5 separate regions of the Mus musculus genome follow, and all the other regions are linked to region 2. A link is a loop called in an ENCODE intact Hi-C map of the cell type or tissue named here. Cell type or tissue: gastrocnemius. All regions are shown on one strand.

Region 1 (4,000 bases), 210 kb before region 2:
ATAAGGTCCTGAAGTCACCCCAGAACCCACATAAAAAGCCAAGCATGCTGGCATGTGGTAATCCAAGTTCTGGCTAGTAGGAGATAGCTGGGTCTCAGTGGTCCCCCTGACCAGTCTGCCAGCCTGGGCTATTCATGGGCTTTAATGAGAGTCCTCTCAAAAAAAAATCAAGATGATTGGCTCTTAAGGTATGTCACCTGAGGCTGACCTCTGGTCTCCATGTGCAAGTGCATGTTAAGTGTTTGCACACTCATGTTTGTGAATGCATGGGCCTGTGCACATATACACACACAGGCCACACACCAGGGCAGGGTGAGCTCAGCCATCCCCAGGGCTGCCAATCATCTTTAGCTATTTAACATTTACTTGTGCAGTGACTGACTATAAATATTCTGTAAATTGGGGATACATTAATCAATTTGTCAGTGGCTAAGTCCATAATATCTTCATATATGCCCATGCACTGTGCCAAATCATTGGGTAATTTAAATGATAATTCTATTCTTACAATTTATTCTTCCCCGGTTGGTGTATCAAACAACTTGAGAGTTTATTGATTGTATTCTAATTTATCTTTTCTTCTTCACGAATTATGGCTTCTGATCAATGGGGAAAATGTAAGGACTGTGAAGGCAGCTTTTTTTCTTCCTCTGAGGAGATTAAGGAAATGGACTGTGAGTTGCCTGTGCTCTCTGAATCCTTGTCCCCATGTCTGCGGACTTGACACAGTGAAGACTGAACATCTTCATAGATGATACTTTTATATCCCAGCAATATCTTGATACTTAATGGGAGTGACCATAAATCAAAGATTATATTTAGTCATTTTACATGCCAGGAAGGCGCACAGTGTTATCACCCTGCTAAAATCCAAGTGCTACATTGCTTTTCGAGGCTCTTCAGAAACTCCCTACCTTACTCAGCTTCTAAAGCCACCTCTGTCCCCCTGCTGTGGCCATTCCTCCATTCGATGCCTTTTCTCTTCCCTGGATTTCGCCTCCATGCCAGAATCTTCTCAGACTTTCTCTCACATCTTATCACACTCCTGTGCTTTGTGGGAGACTCTTAGATGCTCTAGAATGATCTCCTCATCTCAGGACCCTCGTTTGGATGATCACTCTCGAAAAGTCCCCTTTCCCTGGAGTGACACTATCTACATGGCGTCTAGAGTCACCCAGGAGGTGCCCTGGGTGGGCCTGGAGAGCATTATCTTGGTTACATTAACTGAACTAGGAAGACCCATCCTTTTCGGGCAACACCATTCCCTGGCTGTGACCTTGGCCTGTGTCCACAGAGAAGGGAACTGAGCAGAAGCAGGCACCCGTTGCTGTCCACTTCCTGACTGTGGATGCACTCTGACCAGCTGTCTCAAGCGTTTATGGCCACAGCTTCTCTGAAGAGATGGACTGTGCCCTGAACTATGAGCCAAAACTAAGCTTTTCATTCCACAAGCTTTCTTTGTCACCTTTCTTTATCACAGAAACAGAGAAAGAAACTAAGACACTACGCAGAGCTGCATGTGTGTAGGTTCTGGAGACTGTGGGGAAGCGGACATTTAAAGGCTGCCATCTGTGTCTGATCTTAGACTTTAATCAGGAAAACGTCCCTCTGTGTATTCGTCACCACAGATACATTTGGTTGCAAGTTCCAACTGGGATAAGATAATGGAATAAAGGAGCCTTTTCCATTGAGGAAAAGACAGCAGTGATGTGTTTGGATAAATGTTTATTCTGAGACTCCATATTTATTCTTCGGAGTTAGAGGGCACCACGTGTATGGCTCCTGTGGTGATAGCGAAGGATCGATCTGTGTTACAGAGTCCCACGTTTACCCTTGAATTCTCAGCACCTCCACAAGAGGATGGGCACGTGGGCTGCATTGGGGATTATTTGCTTAGTGGGTCTCCACCGAGTGGCACAGTGGAATCACCCCAGGAACTTTAAAATCACCTGCGCCCAGTCAAGACCGATTCAAAGTTGTACAAGAGCGGAGTGTGGGCGGCTGTGTTTCTGCTGCTCCAGGAATCCGAATGTGTAACAGGGCTGGGTGGAGAAGGCCGAGTTAGATCCAAGCAAGGCGAGGACAGAAGATTGCTCAGAGCAGGAAATGAAAGTCTAGGTTGTGCTGATTAAGCCTTCCTACATGGTCTCAGAAAATGCAGAAGACTTTTAAAAATACAAATGGGGACCCTAGTCTGAAGAATACAATCCTCTAGTCAGAACCAGTTCTCTGTGCAGAAAGAGATGTGTTCAGAATGCTGAAGTGTTTTTTAAAAAACACTCAGGACTTGTAAAGAAAGAGGTCCCTCCTAATGCAGGGTTAACAGTGCATGCCTTTAATCCCAGCTCTCAGGAGGCAAAGGCTGAAGGGCCTCTGTGAGTTTGATGCCAGCCTGGTCTACAGAGTTGTATGACAGCCAAGGCTACATGAAGAGACCCTGCAGTCGTGTTCCAGGTCTTTTTTTGTTTGTTTCTTGTAGTACTATATATTGACCAGGAGAGGGCGATATGCTCCTGAAAAGCGTGGCTCCCACAAGTCTCAGGTCTGGTAACTAACAGTGAAATAGGTGCAAAGGTCCCTGGGTTCTCAGACAGAACCACAGACTGAGCTGACCGAACGCCATACTATAGCATGTATTCATTGGCACTAGGCTGGATCAATCTCCATCCCCTAACAGTCTGAAACACTTAAACCCATATAAATATATGTGCCAGGCAACATCAGTTTTCTTTTTCAAAACTGAGGAAAAATTCAAAGCCAAGAACTAACACAAGAACATTTTCTTCCAAGAACCAACACAACTAGAAAGTGTCGCAAGCCAAACTTTCAAAATAAGAGTTCTTTTCCTTGTTAATTACAAAATAAACATCTTGCAACTTGATTTTGTGTGTGTGTGTGTGTGTGTGTGTGTGTGTGTGTGTGTGTTTGTTTGTTTTAATTAAGAACGATGAAGCCGAAAGCCTGGAAAGGAGATGGTTGTTTTTCTTTGCCATGCCAGAAGCACCGAGAGCCACCCAAAGCCATCCCGGCTTTCACTCAGAGGAAATGAGCACTCCACAGAAACACAGATAGTGTCCAGCAGTAATTTCCTTCCCTCCCACAGTTGCTCAACAGCCAACACCCTGCAAACCCTGCTCAGGGGACTGTGCTGCCAGGCTGTGGGAGTGCAGAACTACTGTGCGTGTTGATCAGATAAAGGGTTTGTTCTGGGAGCTGCCTTATGCAACTGTACCAGCTGCTCAGGGATGGTTTAGAAAGGAGTGTTGGAGGATCAATAACCAACAACTGGCTGCCAAAAGTTCTTTTGCCACCAAACCTGCTGGCCTGAGTTTATTCCCCGATGCTTGTTAAGTCTGGGCACAGAAAAAGCTAAAGATTCCCACTGGTCCCCCAAAGCCTGGGGACGTCTGCTCAGTGAGCAGCTCAGAACATTCCAGTCCTCTAGGTTGTCAGAGGGCTCACTTCAGCCTAAGTGTGAAGCTGAGCTCAGCGCAGGGACTCCAACAGAACTGAAGATTTACTGCATAGCAGCCTTAACTCTCCCCATAATCTCAACACACACTCCCAGTGACCGTTACACAGAAGCAAAGGCATTCTTTAGTCCTGCCTGAGCTGGCCTCTGCCATGCAGTCCTTTCAAAACGCTGGTCCTCTGCTACATTTCCACTTTTATAATACTGTGACCTCACTGACAGGGTGAAGCCGAGGTCTGTTCACCTGAGAGTCAGAAGGGAAGGCTTTTTCTGCACAAACAGACTGAGACGTCCTCAAAACCCATGTTCCTGACCAGGAAGAATGGAACCTCTGACTGGTTTGTAGGGGGAGATGGGGCAAGCCTGAGAGGCAACTCTGAGCCTATATATTTGTTGCTCCAACCTGTTGCTCACATCCAAAATGTGACCCTTAACAGTGACTGCAGATTTTTTTAAGAACCCCAAAGATGTACCCTGGGTACATCCTCTAGCTCACAAGGAAGGATTAAGAAATAGGAAAAGAAAAAA
Region 2 (4,000 bases):
CACACACACAACTTTAAAGTTGCAGTTGATGGAGGGAGATAGGATGGGAGGGCTGTCTCTAGGATACACAGAGGCCCTAATGGAGACTCCTGGGAATGAGGGTGACTTTTATGCAGTGGGGACATGTTGATTGAGCCCTGTGTGCATATTCTTCTTTGCTACCACCCAGGCAGTACCATTTGCCTCATTTTTGTTCCTAGCCTAACCCCTGAGGCTGACTGGGGCCATAGCTCTACTCTCAAACACTGAGAATCATGAAAAATCATGGTGGGGGCTGGAGACATGGCCCAGTGGTTAAGGGAACCAGCTGCTCTTCCAGAGGACCCAGGTTCAGAACCCAGCACCTGACATGGCAGCTCACAACCATCTGTAACTCCAGTTCCAGGGGACCCCTTCTGGCCTCATGGGCAGCAGGCACACGTGGTACACAGACATACGTGCAGGCAAAACACTCATGCACATAGAATAAATAAATAGAAATTTAAAAACAATAAAGAAAACAAAACTGTCAGTACTGATCAGTTGTGTAACACTCCTACAAGTTATAGGTTATCTCAAATTTAGAGAAAGATAAGTGTCCCGCTCCCCCCCCCCCCCCCGTTAGAGATTAGGTCAGCAAGAGCCAGAGAGATGTTATATTCGCACACCACTTTCCAGAAATGTGTTAGAATAGTGATATCTTCAAGTTCATCTGAAGTTCATTATATTTCTTCGCATAATTCTCAGTGGCTGTTGGGGAGGCCACGCAGAAAACATCTTGCTTGTGACTTTGGTGACACACTCACAGCAAAGGCTACCCAACATAGGACTTGCCACTGCTACTATTAGTAGAAACCAACTTTGGTCCTGGCTTCCATTAAACTTAAGCATAAATAGGTACAGCATTCTTTGCCTTCTTAAGTCTCCATTACTGGGTGATCTCGTACTACACAGAACAGGAAGTACATTGGATAACTTTGTGGGGTTTTTTTCTCCCTTGTTAATCTATTTTCTTATGAAGGTAGATGTGAACCTAAGATCTTAAGAAAAGGTATTTCTTTCCTTTTATGTCCCCGCGTCTTTCTAGGTGACTCCATCCACTGGGGTTAGACAATAATTCATTTCTGGGAGACAAAATCCACCAGTAATATGTAGGAGCATATTTACAACAAAGAGTTACAACACAGGCTCTTAGTGGTCCTATAGCAGTCACAGAAGAAAAGAAACCATGGAATATCTCCTAGAGACTAGAAGGATGCTGAGCAGGGACATTCCTGCCTCAGACTGGAGTTACACAGGTAGGGATGCTCTAGGGTCTACATGAGTGAGCTTGTGGCCAGGAGGGACTGGCAAGGTCACCTCTATTAAAGAGCCATGTGAGGTGTGGGGATTCTATAGAAAAATGTCCATGCTGCGGACTGAAGGGATGACTCCACTTCTTCTGCCTTCACGGTTGACCTCTAAACCCTAGGAGCAAAAGGCACTGTCTCCTAGAAGGATGCCCATCCTCTGTAGTGTCACTGCAGTGCCCTCTACTGGCCAAGTGTTGCCAAGCACCATGGAAGCTGTAAGGAAGATCCAAGGCCCTGGGTCCTCAAAGGGACAGGGTGTTGACAGCTGGCACAGTGTAGCTTCTGTATAAATGTTATTGACAGTCACGTAGTATACTTCTTCATCCATACTTAGCTTTGTTTTTTCTTGTATTAATAATTTACCTGGTTATTTTTGGTTTTAAGACTAGCATAGATTTTCCAAGTCTCCTCTGTTTTTTTTTTTTTTTTTTTTTTTTATAATTCCCTTCCACAGAATAGCCACAGACTCAGATAACTTTGTTAGCATCAAGTGCCAGAACTACTGTAAGGTGAGGGAGCCGTGGCCACAGAAGCCTTAGTTATTGAAGAATCTTTGCATCTGCAGCAGGGCTCCCAGACAGTTGCCTTAGCACCTGTCTTGCCTTGGAAGAATTCAATGACTCTGCCTTTTCTCTTCTCCTCCTCTCCTCCCCATGTGTGTGGACTAAAACACAGCTTGAGGCTGGGCCTGGTGTGGCACACTCCTTTAATGCCAGCACTCAGAAGACAAAGGCAGGCAGATCTCTGTGAGTTCAAGGCCAGTATGGTCTACATAATGAGTTCTGGGACAGCCAGGGTTATTTAGAGAGACCCTGCCTCAAAACCAAAAACCAAACAAAATACACAACTTTGCAAAAACCATTAAGCTCCAGTGACAATTGTGACACCACACAAACCTGTGCCACCATCTCTAGTCCTTTAAAAGGTCCCCAGACCTTTCCTGCATTTCCATAGAAGCCATTTGATCTGTATCTGACATTCAACTCCCCGAAGGACTATCACTCCAGAGTAGTAAATGATTCTTACCAAATTGAATTGCTTTTCTCTCTTAATTGCAGGCATGGCTGCTGAGAAGCATCCCCAAGAAACAGTGTGCGGTTTCAGCTGCCAATCAGAACACAAAGAATGTCGGACAAGCAGAAATCCAGAATGCGTCTGGTCCCCACCACTGTGGATGTGTGAGAGTTCTGAGCTTTTGAACACATTTGTGATGCGCAGCACATTTGTGGGGTGGAAAGTGCTGATTCTGAGATCTGACAGGCTCAGGTGCAGCTGAGAGGGCGCGTATGCTCAGTGTGCACTAAGCCATAGGTTCAGTTCTCAGCACTAAGTGAGCTGTACCCTGTAGTAGCTCTCTCTCTCTCACACACACATTATATGTGTGTGTATGTACATCTATGTAATATCATATATAACTGTGGGGAGGAGCATACCTGGCTGTTGCCAGGTAACTGTGGGGGTGGAGTCCAGACAGAATACCAGGGACTTGGGGTGTTGCCCTAAGTGACTGATGGCCACACCCCTCTCTGCAGGAGGCTGTGGGAGACTGTAGCTGTGAAAGGACTCCCGGGCCCAAGGGGCGTGGCCAAACACCTGATATTTCTTGCAGGTGATAAGTCACCCACGGGTCTCAGGGGTTCAAAGCATGCACTGGACCAGGGACCACATTGTCTGTGCACAGCTCACTGCCCCACATCAGTCTGAATGCATGAACTTCTTTAAGTCTTTTTATTTATGGTGGAGCATGCCTTTAATCCCAGCACTTGGGAGGCAGAGGCAGGAGGATTTCTGTGAGGCCAGCCTGGTCTACAGAGTGAGTTCCAGGACAGCCAGGGCTACACAGAGAAACCCTGTCTTGAAAAACCAAAATAAATAAAATAAAATAAAATAAAATAATTCACTGTGTTTGTGGGGAGAGGCATGAACTTGGCATGGCATATGTGCGAAGGCCAAAGAACAACTTTTAGAAGTCATTTTTTTCCTTACACCGTGTAGGTCTGTGATCTCACAGCTTGCGGAGGAGTCTGGCTTACTTTGCATTATTGTATAGTTTCTGTATTTTGCACGCCTGTATCATGCACAGTTGCTAATTACTGAGTCATGCCACAGCACTAGGACTGGCCCTGTGTGGTTTAAGACCCTCCCCCATCTCTCCACTCTCGGACACAAGCACCAGGTACAGGCACTGTGCTACCCCTCAGCGGCCCCAGTGAACAAAGCTCTTTTTTGTTCTCTTTCTCCATGGACAGGATCTTTACTCCATTTCCTTAAAGGATGAAATCACTTCAGTGTTTGGACGATTGTGGAGCCATAAATACATTTAGCTCAGTCCGTTATAAATTGCAGTGCCTGGAAAGCCATTCAATACAGAAATATTAAGAAAATTCACTCTTTCCTTTTTTTAAATGGAAAAGATTGGATTTGGTTATTGGTTTATATTGAAACAAATGGCTTTTCCAGATAGACAAAAAATAGTTTTCTACAGCCAGTGTAGAAAGAGAAGGGATCAAATGAGCTGCCACAGACGGACCTTCCAACCCCAGCAAATGCAGAGCTCCCAGTGCTCACACATTTAGGAGACTATTGGAAACTGCTTTTGTTTTTGGTCTTGGTTTTTGGTTTTTCGAGACAGGGTTTCTCTGTATAGCCCTGGCTGTCCTGGAACTCAC
Region 3 (4,000 bases), 540 kb before region 2:
TCACACCTCTATAGTCTCTGCAGTCAGGAGGCAGAGGATCTCCATAGAGACCAGCCATGTCTACATACCAAGTTTCAGGTCAGCCTAAGCTACATAGCCACTGACCTGAAAAAAAAAAAAAAAAAACCAACAAAACAAAAGTTATGAATAAATGAGTGACTGTGTTTATTGGTTTCAGACATTCCTTTTTAGGGATCAGAAACAGCCAAGAACCTATCACACCAAATACATTTAAAGTCTTGGCTTTCATTCAGTGTTCCAAGAATGCACAGCCTGACCCCCATCGCCTGTCTAGCTGGTCTTCTCCGAGCAGAGACTCTTTTCTTCCTGGGACCACTGCAACAAGACATTCCACCTAGGCAGTGTTCAAAGTTTTATCTTCTCCAAATTGACACAGGTCTCAATCAGAACCTCAGCTGCCACCTTTAAGCTAGTAACAACCACTACCCTCTTCTCTGAGGATTCTCCTTAGCGTTGACAAATAGGCTTAAAATACCCAAACTCAAAAGTAAGCTCAAGCTACATGCTATTCATGCAAAGATGAACAGGGCACAGTTTCTTAATGAGGCTTGTTTATAAACAGGTGAGAGTGCCCTCACTCCCTAGGGCACTGGGCAGGTGCTAACCATTAAACCAGTTAGAATTTGACAGCTCAGCTGATAAGGGCACTTGCTACTCTTTCAAAGGACCTGAGTTTTGTTCCCAGCACCCTTACCACACTGCTTACAACTGCCCAGAACTGCAACTTTGGGAATTGACACCCTTTTCTGACCTCTGCAGGCACTCGCACACACATGGCATATATTCACAAAGATACACATTTAAAAATGTTTAAAACCACTGTGTTTGTGTAATCTCTGATAGTGAGCACTCCCCATGTTCATTTTCCTGTAGATAAAGATTCCTGAGGAGGTTGACTCCCTAGTTAGAAGCTACTGCACTCTTCCTTGCTGCCCTGATAGGCTGTCACATTCACGTCTTTACCAGCATCTACACAACCACCTCATCCAGTATCATTCCTAGGTTTATTTCCCCTGCACTTTTTGCTATCCCAAGCCTTAATGAACTCTCATTGACCCTCAAACCACTTCCATTTAAGCCAGGGGAGTAGTGCCCCCCAACCAGAGACCTAACAGAGACTCCTTTGACTGGATCTAAACGCGTAATACTGTGTTGGCATTACATACCCTTCCTCTGGCTATATGAGCAGGGTATTTGATTTTATTTGGTGGGATGCCTAGGAAACACTCTGTTACGATGCTCTCCTGCTCTTGTAATGGGAAAAAGCTCAATAAAAGTCCTCTTGTCTGCTTCTAACGTTTATTCATTTATTTATATATTTTTTAGATTCTTTGTGTGTGTGTGTGTGTGTGTGTGTGTGTGTGCGTGTGCGCTCTCGAGAGCATAGGACAGTCATAGTAAAACCCAACAGTGTCTGTTCTCTTTTGATTGTGTGGGTTTCAAAGACTAAGCTTGGCTTCTTAGGCCTGGTGACAAGCACCTGTACCTACTGAGCCATCTCACTCATCCCTTGCCTGCTTTGAGGAATGCAGCTGATAGGAGGAAATTGATATGCAGCAAGAAGCAGCAGAGATGGCCGAGCAGCTAAGCAGCATGGCAAGGTGGCTGACTGCTTGGCAGCTAGAGAAGGGTCAGCTGAAGATTTCCAGAGCACAGCAGGAGCAGGACAATATGAGTGGGAGGTAGAGACGGTGAGGAGAGGCTGGAAGGATACAGTAAGGCTGTGCAGGCCCTGGTGGCTGAAGAGTTCTAGAGAGCTGTCAAGATTGATTTATCTGAATCAATCAAAAGCAGATTTATTACTTAAAAAATAATCTTTATCCAAGAGTGGTGGTACATACCTTTAATCCAGGTATTTGGGAGGCAGAGGCAAACACAGATCTCTTGTGAATTTGAGGCCAGCCTGATCTACACAGTGAGTTCCAGGCCAGACATAGCTATATATTCAGAGTTCATATAGGTGGTGGTAATGATGATGCACCTGGATCCTGAGAATCGTAGCCCACCTTTGGGGGCTAAGGAGTCCAGACTTCCACATCCTACAACCAAGTCTAATATTTGTGGAGCTTATTGATGGCCATAGAGCAAAGCGTGAGGCTATGCAAGGCCTGTAGGAGAACTAACACTAGATGGCACCACTTGCTGCTCTTCCTGGTCTGCAGCTGTTGCTCAAATCTGCTCAGAAAGCAAAGCGGCAAAGGCCAGCCCTTGACAAGCTGGTCTGTCTTTGCTGCTTATAGTTTCTATCTGAGTAAGAAGATCCCAGCCATCCGACTGGTAACACTGGTACAGGACAGGGCAATACTGTAATGGAGTTCAACAGTGGAACAAAGGAACATCTAATCCACTAGAGGAGAGATACAGTGCTGACCTGTAAGCACCATAAGGTGAAGTGGATTTTGATGGGTGCGTAGCAATAGGAGGGCAGACAACAGGGAACCCTGAACTAAACATGCAAGGACAGGAAATGTTAGGCACATTAGAAAAGCTGTTAATCACTCGTTACAGACATTGTTGTCCCTACTCCTTTCCCCTGGGGCTCTCAGGGATCTGAGTGATGCTGATGGCCTGTTTCAGGGTGAGTGTGACAACCTGTTGAAGGAGTGAAGCTGCTGGGTCCTTGGGCTGCAGAGGATGAGATACCATCCCCCTCTAGCCACATCAACAAGTGACAGGGGCAGCAGAACAGATAAACTGAGAGCAGACAGGGATGCTGGACCCCAAAGCAAGGCCAACTGGGGTCTCTGGAATCAGTTAAAAAACACTTCCAAGGAAAAGGCCATGAGCAACAGCATCAACAAAGTCAAAGCTAAAGGAAAGACATGAAATATAAAAGACTGCATTTTATTGCCAGCCACACATAATGCCTTGTTTTTTTCTGATACTAAAGGAAATGATTACTGATCCTCCTTTAGTAGAATTTATCTGAATCAATCAAAAGCAGATTTATTACTTAAAAAATAATCTTTATCCAAGAGTGGTGGTACATACCTTTAATCCAGGTATTTGGGAGGCAGAGGCAAACACAGATCTCTTGTGAATTTGAGGCCAGCCTGATCTACACAGTGAGTTCCAGGCCAGACATAGCTATATATTCAGAGTTCATATAGGTGGTGGTAATGATGATGATGATGCACCTGGAAACCAGGGCACTGGCGGACAGGGCTGGTGAAAAAAAGTTCTTAAGAAGAAACAGATCAGTCTCAAGAGTTGTGGATGAATGAATGTTAAGACTGATATCTACCCATGGACAGTGCAGAGCATCTTAGAGAAAAGGATGTATAGGATGGAAAGAAGTAAGGGTGGTGGCATGGAGACCAGCAGAGAGCCACTGTGTTACTCTGCAGCAGAGAGAAGAGCTACTGTGTTACTAGGCAGTAGAGAGCCAGTCACGGTGTTACTGTGCAGCAGAGAGAAGAACTACTGTGTTACTGTGCAGCAGAGAAAAGAACTACTGTGTTACTGTGCAGTAGAGAGCCAGTCACTGTGTTACTGTGCAGTAAAGAGAGAGCCACTGTGTTACTCTGGAAGATAGCTAGGGGTAGTGAACAACCTGGACCAACATGCTCAGTTGGTAGGATCAGCAGCCAGGGTGGGGGCATGGGGTAAACAGAACTGTCTTTGGAGGAAATGTGGTGTTCATGTAAAGATAAGGAAGTACCTGTGTAACCTAAGGAGTCAATGAACTCCACTTGTTTGACACTCCCACCTACAATAAATGGTACTCTTCCTGTCTCTTCAAATAAGTCTCTGTTAAAGCCATTTCATCCTACCTTGGTCAGCAGTGACAATCCTCCCCTCTGCAGCATTTCCCCTGTATATGTTCTTCTCAAATTCAGTGTTATCTAGATGGGGATGAAGCTCGGTTGGTAGAGTGCCTAGCATGTGAAGTGTTGGGGTTAACATAAGCTTAGCATGGTGACAACACGGTTGCAATCTCAGCATCTGGGAAGTGGAGGCAAAGGGACCAGAAGTTTGA
Region 4 (4,000 bases), 530 kb before region 2:
CCTGGGTAATTAGGAGTGCAGGCCTACACTACCAGGCACAGCTTGAAATACTTTGCTGTTGAAGAGCTCTGTAAGAATAAACTTTGTTGGCTCTTGTGAGTTAGCCGTGTAACTCTTACTAAGCCTTTTTTTTTTTTTTTTTTTTTTTTGGTTTTTCGAGACAGGGTTTCTCTGTGTAGCCCTGGCTGTCCTGGAACTCACTTTGTAGACCAGGCTGGCCTCAAACTCAGAAATCCGCCTGCCTCTGCCTCCCGAGTGCTGGGATTACAGGCTTAAGCCTTTCTTTACATATCTCTTTGTTGGTCTCTTTATGACTACAGATATTTTTTTTGCTTGCCCACAGTCTTCAGATTATTTTGACCTTTTTCAATTCAGCACAGATTGTATAGCCAGAAGAAAACATGAAGTGTGGAAAGAAAATTACAAGCCCATGCATGGCATGACAGCCTTTCTCCAGATTGTTACAGTTTTTCCTCTGCAGGAAATCAGTGCTTCGGAAGTTCAGGTGTTTGCTTGAGACTCGCTTTGCTGTCTGGATGCTGTTCACATAAGTGAGACAGCTTAAGGATTATCCGAAAGATTGAGTCTTCATCTATAAATATGCAGTTTAGCATTCTCCAACATGAAACCCTAAGTAAGTATATAAATGTAATGGGTTGAGCATTGGAATTGATACCAGCCACAGTGGCCCCTTCCTGCAGACTTTTCTAAAAAGGAGAATTTATTGGATTCCTGTTATGAACTGGGCACCAAATCTGAAATGTATTTAAAATGGAAGTTTCTCCACAAAACGACCTCTACTGTTTTATTCATCTGAATTGCTTCTGTCAATCATGTTTGTATCTCCAGCACTCTAAGGGGTACCTTGCTCTTCACCATCCTCTCAGGAAATGTGGCTGTAGGAAAAGAGGAAAATGTGCCTTTCATTTATTCTTGTTCAAAGGATGGTAGATAAGTAAACCTAGTGTGCAACAGAGTCTGACGTTTCAATTAAGTATTTCAGTTACGTAGGACTAGACACCACTTCCCTTAGGAGTACAGCGGTCTATTAACAGCGTTTTAAGTGGTGTATGTGGTACACACCTTTAATCCGAGTACTCGGGAGGGAGAGGCAGGCGTATCTACAGAGGGAGTTCCAGGATAGTCAAGGCTACACGCAGAAATCCTGTCACGAAAAATCAAAACAAAGCAAAAAGAAACACCTTCTAACTTACTGTAAAACAGACTAAATCCCAAGGGGGCGGGGGTCTGCCCTCTGTGAGGGCAGAAATTGGCTGCGGCCTGTGAAGCCAATCAGCGGGCAGCAGGGGTAGCCAATTGCGGGTCAGAGGGCTTAGTCTCCGCCCAGCCGCATTGGGCACCGGCTCGGGTCTCGGGTCGGCATCCTCCGCTGGCTACAGAGACCCAGGTGAGCACCCTCGGGGCGTGGAGAAGCGGCCGCACACGCACACTGTCGACGAACGTCCTTTCTAGTCTGGGAAGGCGATTGGATCTTTCCACCGCTGTGGTTCACACGGGGGTGGAGTTGCCGCACTGTGGTTTCCTGGGGACAGCCATCTGCTTCAGCCCCCAGCCCAAGCCGGAGGAAGGACTCCCTGCGCCAAAGCTTGCAGGTTGGCCCAAGAGCTAGTTCCCAGGCTCGTCCTAGACACTTTACCTGGGTCTGGCGGTGCCTGGAAACCGTTGCCATGGCTGGGGCGTGCCACTTCCGTTTCTGGCTGCAGAGGGCGCCGGCTGCCTGAGTAGGAGAAGCTGAGTTTTCACGTTACTGGGGTTACCAGGAAACGCTATGGTAGTTTGCACAGGAGATATTACTACTACACTGATTAGGAAATACAGGAAATGAATGTGAGCAGGGTGATGGCAAATAAATCAGACCCAGCCATGATCAAGCTTTTAGACAGAAAGACTGAAAAGAAATACGGAAAAATTCTCCCGAGAACAATCTAAATGCCCAGAAAGCTAACATTTCTAATTGCCACAGGTTTAAGGATTTTACACAGGGAAATAAAAAGAAAGAAAGAAACATACTTCAGAAGAACTTAGAAAAGCTTGTGAGTCTTGATGAATGTGCTTTTATTGCGTAGTGTGAACGTAAGTTTGTAATATGTGCTTTTTGTGTGTTTGTTTTTAATTGTCAGATTGACACAAACTGGGGTCATCTGGCAAAAGGGAATTAAAACTGAGGAATTGCCTCTATCAGATTGGAAAGTCTGTGGGGTATTTCTGATTAATGATTGATGGTGGAGGGTCCAGCCTGCCGTGGGTGGTCCTGGGAGTTATAAGAAAGATGGCTGCCTTGGGAAGTGAGCCAGTGAGCAGCACCCCTCTATGGCCTCCGATTCAGCTCCTGCCTCCATGTTCTTGCCCTGAGTTCCAGCCCCACTCCATTCAGTGATGAATTGTAATCTGTGAGATGAGATAAGCCTGCTCCTTCCCAAGTTGCTTTTGGTCATGGTGTTTGTCCCAGCAACAGAAGGAAAACTGGGTTTGGTTTGGTTTTTCTGCCAAATCTATGTTAGTGTGGAGATTTCATGACAGAATACAAAAGTTTTATAAATCTGAAAGCTTTTTAAAAATAGGGTTTTTGTTTTGTTTTGTTTTGTTTTGTTTGTTTATTGAGATGGATCTCACCATGTAACCTTGACTGGCCAAAACTTGATATGAAGACCAAGCTGGGGGGCTGGTGAGATGGCTCAGTGGGTAAAAGTACCCGACTGCTCTTCCAAAGGTCCAGTGTTCAAGTCCCAGCAACCACAAGGTGGCTCACAACCATCCATAACAAGACCTGACGCCCTCTTCTGGTGTGTCTGAAGACAGCTACAGTGTACTTACATATAATAAATGAATAAATCTTTTAAAAAAAAAAAAAAAGAAGACCAAGCTGGTCTAGAACTCAGAAAGATCCGCCTGCTCCCAAACTCTGGAGCTAAAGGCATCTGGCTCCACTTTGTGTCTTTGTTTAATTCTTTAGATTTTTTAAGTTTGGGGAAGGAATTAAGAGTGTTTTAAACAGACTACTATTTTATTATATAAAGATTGTGCCTGCATGTGTGTCTGCATCACACATCCTGTGTCCACAGAAGCCAGAGACAGCCCCAGATGACCTGGAGGAGAAATGACAGGACTGCTGTGGACACTGGCAGTCCACCCCGGGCTCTGCTCTCGGCCACTGAGCCATCTCCTCAGTCCCACACTTAGCAACCGACTGTTACGTGCCAACCTGTTGAGATACACAACTTCATTTCAGGAGGCTTTGTCGCTTGTGCCCACATCTGTGTGGGAGGGCTTAACTTTCTAGCACCCAGTGACAGCTTCACTTCATGTCAGAAGCATGCAGTTCTACTTCATCAAGAAGCCCTCAAACCTGATTTTTATATAACCTGTAGTTTTTGCACCCGAATGTTTTATCGTTCTGTCAGGCCTTGTTTAAGGTGAAGTCTTAGATAATACATGTATGATGAATATTTTGACTTGGTTAATATTGAGAGGAAAGTTCAAAACAGACAACCTTCCTCTTTGAGGAAAAAAAAAATCACTCTGCTTATTTCCCTCTAAGATCACTCAGGACTACCTAGATTGAGCTAAATTATATATACATACATATATACATATACATGTGTGTATATATATTATTACATACATATGATAATGTTATATGATATATATAATTGAGCTAAATTATGTATATTAGATTCACATCTGTTTTTTTACATTATGTTTCAGCCATGACTGCTAAGGCTAAGGACTGTCCATCATTGTGGGGCTTTGGAACAACAAAAACATTTAAAATTCCCATCGAACATTTGGATTTCAAGTATATTGAAAACTGTTCAGATGTGAAACACCTGGAAAAAATTCTTTATGTGCTGAGGTAAGCATTTAAAAAATGATTTCATGCTTTTTATGCCATTGCCTTCAGGGAGACAAATCAACAATGGAAGTGTTGGGGAATTTTCAAATATTGAAGTCAGTACATAGGTCCCTGATTGGTTTGATT
Region 5 (4,000 bases), 100 kb before region 2:
TCAAAGAAGCTTTCATTAGTTGGATGCTATTAACTCAGCATAATTTGATCCAGGTTACCCTAATATTTAGGACCAAAACTGGTCAACATGTTTAAAATTCATAACCACAGGTGCTATTTTAGAAAAAATATACATATGTATACATTAAATAACGACTTCTATTAAACTTAAGATCTAATTTGTTTGAAAATGAGCCAAGGAGTCTGGTGCCCTAGAGTCTTCCACATCCCCTCCTCCACGGCATGGTTAAAGAATACTTCATCTAGGGAAAACCCCAAGCAATTATATATGGTATAAGGTGCCTTTCCTGGTCCACAGGTCAGAGATGTGCTATTAGGAACGAGCTTACGACCCTAAGGACCACCACCACCAGGCATCACCCTATTTAACTTTCTTCTAAAGCCTAGGGCTCCTCCCAGCGATTGAGCCACCGGCAGGAACAGGCCTCGGGCCTGTGAGGTTACAGGGTTCAACACGTGGTATTTCCCAACACTGAATCGTACTTCCTCCCCGGCCTGACTGCCGGGCCAGGGCAGGGGATGGAGGGGTACCTCCACCCGCCGCTCCAGGAGGGTACTCGAAACCCCCGAATCCCACAGCTTGTGGCGGGAGCGCGGTGAAGGCTATCTCAACCACCCTCCGGGCGCGTCATCGCCCTAAAGTTTGAGAGCGACCGATGGCGAGAAAATGGTCGCAGAGGAGGAAGTGCCGGCCCGCGAGGGGCTGCGGCGCCGTGCCCTCCCGCCCCCTCGCCCGCCCCGCTAGGCCCGCCGCCCCGGCCGCATGGCCGCCCGCCCGCCACCCTCCGGCCTGCCGCTCACCGTCCGCCGGCTGCTGGAAGTTCACGTACGCGTAGCCCAAGGAGCGGCGGGTGATCATGTCCCTGCAGACCCGGATGGAGAGGATGGGCCCGGCCGGGCTGAACTTCTCGTAGAGCATCGCCTCGGTCACGTCGGGGTGCAGGTCCCCCACGTACAGAGAGGCCATGGGGTAGCTGGGGGCGCTGGGGTTCATCTCGGCACGGCTGCCCGCGGGGCCGCAGGCCGCGACCTTTCCCGTGAGAGGAGGAGAGCGAGTGCGGGGCCGGGGGACGGAGCCGGGGGGAGGGGAGCGGGGGCGAGCGCAGAGGGACAAAATTCAACCGGAATCGACGCGTACTCAACGGCCGTGGAACCGGGGGAGCGAGGCTGGCGGTGCTGGGTCCGGGCGGCAGGAAGGCCTCGGTCTCTGGGTTCCTGCTTGGAGCTGCGGGGCCGCGGGCGGGCGGGTCGGTCTCGGCTGCTTCACCGGGTTATTTTATAAAAGAGGAAGAAAAAAAATAAAAGTCTCCGGCGGGGGAGACGCGGATTTTTTTGTAAATTTTTTTTGGGTTTTTTCAAAGGATTTTTTAGATTTTTTTTGGATTTTTTAATAATAAATGTGTGTTCCGAGCCCGGAGCACACACTCCGCACTCTCAGCACTAACCGCCGGGGAGAAGGGGAAGCACCGCCTCCTGCACCCTCTACTTATACCCCCCGCCGCACTCGCCCCGCCCACGCGCGTCTGACGCCAGGGCCCTACGCGAGCGACGGCGCCGGAGGAGGCGGAGGAAAGCGCAGAGGAAGGGAGAGGTGGCGGCGGCTGCCGCTGCTGCGGGCGTGGGGGTTGGGCCCGAGGCGGGGCGGGGCTTCTGCGCAGGCGCCACAGCCAGGGGCCGACTTCCCGCTGCGCAAAGCCAGGAAAGGGCGGGACGGCCAGTGGGCGGCCTCGGCGCGGCCGCTGGTCACGCCCCTTGCGCACACGCCCCGCCCCCGCCCGAAAGAGCGTTAACCCGTCAGCGCAGCGGGTGGGCAGCGCGCGGGGCTTCCGGGTTTCTGGGCGCCAACCGCCCCCCACGTGCGCGTCTAGTGGCGGCCTCTTCCCTCCGCCCCGGCTGAGGTTCTGCTTCGCTAGCCCCCCACCCCCGAGCGGCGCTGGAAACGGGTGGGCGGGCGTGAGCCTTGCCGGCCGGGTTTCCTAGGTGTGCGCGGAAGGAGGCAGGGTAACTGCCTCGTTCTCCTACCCGGACCGCACTACGAGTCCCAGCGGGCAGCGCCGCCACGCGCGTGGGCCGCGGAAGCGGTGCCTGCCGGGAGCTGGAGTTCTCAACGGCCGCGGGCTGGCTGACCTCAACCGGACCCCAACCGTCCCGGGCGTGACCCAGCACGGGTCCGCGGCCCCGACGAGGGGGAGGGGAGGGGATGGGATAAAGGCAGTTGGGAGTCTGGCGCTTAAGATGTTCTGTTGGAATCACTTAGCCACTTCCTACATTTTTTACAGTGGTAAAAAGGACTCGAAAAAAAAATTTTTTTTCCTTTAAAGTATGCGTTTCTCATAATTACTCGGTATCTGTCACTCTTACCCAAACAAACCTGGATAGCCTGCTTAACTAGGCGTGGTTGGCCACGCTTTTAACCCACTTCACCAGGCGTGGTGCCCACGCCTTTAACCCAGCTTTGGAAAGGCAGGAGGGGTTTGCAGATCTCTGAGGTCAGGGCCACCCTAATCTAGCTCTTGGATGCCAGGGTTTGGGGATTAATATAAATGATTGATAGGCACAAATATATCAACTCGTAGAAATGACATTACATCAACCCAAAAACTCCACTTTAGTAGGTTTTACAGTTTTTGAAGTCCTCTATAAACATCCTTTGACAATGATGTGTGGGAAGTGAAGCAAATAGTACTATTTTTACCGTTAATGGTGTCAGAAGTTAAATGACTGCTCAGCTCTTCAATGATCGTTAGCCTAGCCTATTGCCTAGTGTAAATTAGTTATAACTCTTCTCAGTTAGAATTTAAGTCCGGAGACTCTTACACAGATGCTGTCCCCTCTCCCCCATCTTCACCTCCCCACCCATATTGATGGAAGATAACAGTTTTGAAAAATATGTTGTATGCTTAACACATGAGTATCATTTAAGGCTGTTCTTTGTTTGTTTGTTTGTTTGTTTTTTTGTTTTTTCGGGACAAGATTTCTCTGGAGCTCTGGCTGTCCTGGAACTCACTCTGTAGACCAAGCTGGCCCGAACTCAGAAATCCGCCTGCCTCTGCCTCCCAATTGCTAGGATTAAAGGGGTGCACCACCACTGCCCGGCTTAAGGCTGTTCTTTAGGAAGACACATTATGCTATGTAATCTAAATCTGTTTACTCAAATAAGGCTCTAGTTAAAACAATAATTCATCAAAACACCACCGTTCAGTCTACTAGGAAAGTAGTTTAAAATCAATCCATTAGTATAGTCATTGAATGTCCATCGTGTGCTGGGTACCCTAAAGTAAAGATAACGAAGCAAAGTTCTTATCCTCAGGACGTTAATAATGGTTTTTCTGGTCACCATAAATATAAACCTGAAGGTGTAGTGAATATCGAATCCCAGCACTTTATCAGGTGGGATATTACTATTAGAATCTATTCTAAAATTTTTCTTCAAAATATGAAAGTGAAAATTCCATTGTTAGTGTTTAAAAGAAAACAACATCATTTTAGTACTTAAGCTCCTAGGCAAAGAGCAATATAAAACGAAATGAAAACGGAAGAGGCCTTTGAGAAAGCTGTCAGTATAACTCAGTGAAGGTGTTTATTGCCCTGCCTAACCTGAGTTGGATTCCCCAGGCCCAACATGATGGGAGGTAAGAACCAACTCCTGCAATATTCCTCTGAGCACACATTCCAAGGACATGAACATAAGACCGTTGTAATATGCAAAGATGGCAGCAAAAGTTAAAACCAGGTACAATCACTACCTTTACCTACTGTTTTTTACATATCCTCTTGAAAGAAAAGATTACCTTTAAAAATAAAAAGTGTGTGTTTGTGAGTGTATGCCACACATGAATGATGCTCACAGAGGTGAGACGAGGGTATCAGATCTGGAGCTGGAGATAGAGTTGGGTGTGAGCTGCCTAGTGTGGGTCCTGGAAATCAAACTCGGGTTCTTTGGGAGAGCAAGTGCTGCTACCCACTGAGCATATGTCTCT

The links. Peaks named below come from ENCODE experiments on the same cell type or tissue, not always from the same donor. Only the 100,000 strongest peaks of a DNase experiment are listed, where the experiment ranks them.
Region 1: it touches region 2 in a loop (6-fold over the local background); 29 of 42 quality-filtered maps call a loop at or near these places.
Region 3: a loop joins it to region 2, with 5 times the contacts of the local background. A loop is called at or near these places in 21 of 42 quality-filtered maps.
Region 4: it touches region 2 in a loop (10-fold over the local background); 24 of 42 quality-filtered maps call a loop at or near these places.
Region 5: it touches region 2 in a loop (3-fold over the local background); 29 of 42 quality-filtered maps call a loop at or near these places.

What each region holds. Positions count from the first base shown.
Region 1 is chr15:36,497,500-36,501,499 of GRCm38, forward strand. No RefSeq gene overlaps it. Among named protein-coding and RNA genes, the nearest start is that of Ankrd46, 2.7 kb to the left of the region's middle. In gastrocnemius, a CTCF peak has its summit at 2,495 (motif pointing right); a DNase peak (open chromatin) is centred at 2,417; H3K4me3 peaks cover 642 bases; H3K27ac peaks cover 1,989 bases.
Region 2 is chr15:36,707,116-36,711,115 of GRCm38, forward strand. It overlaps Gm41296 (a long non-coding RNA gene), which reads right to left and starts at 2,503. Exons shown (of 3, transcript XR_875148.3): 1 at 2,358-2,503. In gastrocnemius, a CTCF peak has its summit at 1,509 (motif pointing left); a DNase peak (open chromatin) is centred at 1,513.
Region 3 is chr15:36,165,711-36,169,710 of GRCm38, forward strand. It overlaps a transcript of Fbxo43 not described here. Among named protein-coding and RNA genes, the nearest start is that of Gm22979, 2.1 kb to the right of the region's middle. In gastrocnemius, a CTCF peak has its summit at 2,154 (motif pointing right); a DNase peak (open chromatin) is centred at 2,169.
Region 4 is chr15:36,177,970-36,181,969 of GRCm38, forward strand. Spag1 (sperm associated antigen 1) reads left to right here. Exons shown (of 20, transcript NM_001359982.1): 2 at 482-634; 3 at 3,727-3,874. The coding sequence starts at 601. Among named protein-coding and RNA genes, the nearest start is that of Spag1, 3.2 kb to the left of the region's middle. In gastrocnemius, a CTCF peak has its summit at 1,718 (motif pointing right); DNase peaks (open chromatin) are centred at 1,414 and 1,637; H3K4me3 peaks cover 1,204 bases; H3K27ac peaks cover 745 bases.
Region 5 is chr15:36,607,493-36,611,492 of GRCm38, forward strand. Pabpc1 (poly(A) binding protein, cytoplasmic 1) reads right to left here and starts at 1,481. Exons shown (of 15, transcript NM_008774.3): 1 at 822-1,481. The coding sequence starts at 1,014. In gastrocnemius, a CTCF peak has its summit at 2,065; DNase peaks (open chromatin) are centred at 597, 932, 1,119, 1,619 and 3 more places; H3K4me3 peaks cover 2,623 bases; H3K27ac peaks cover 2,848 bases.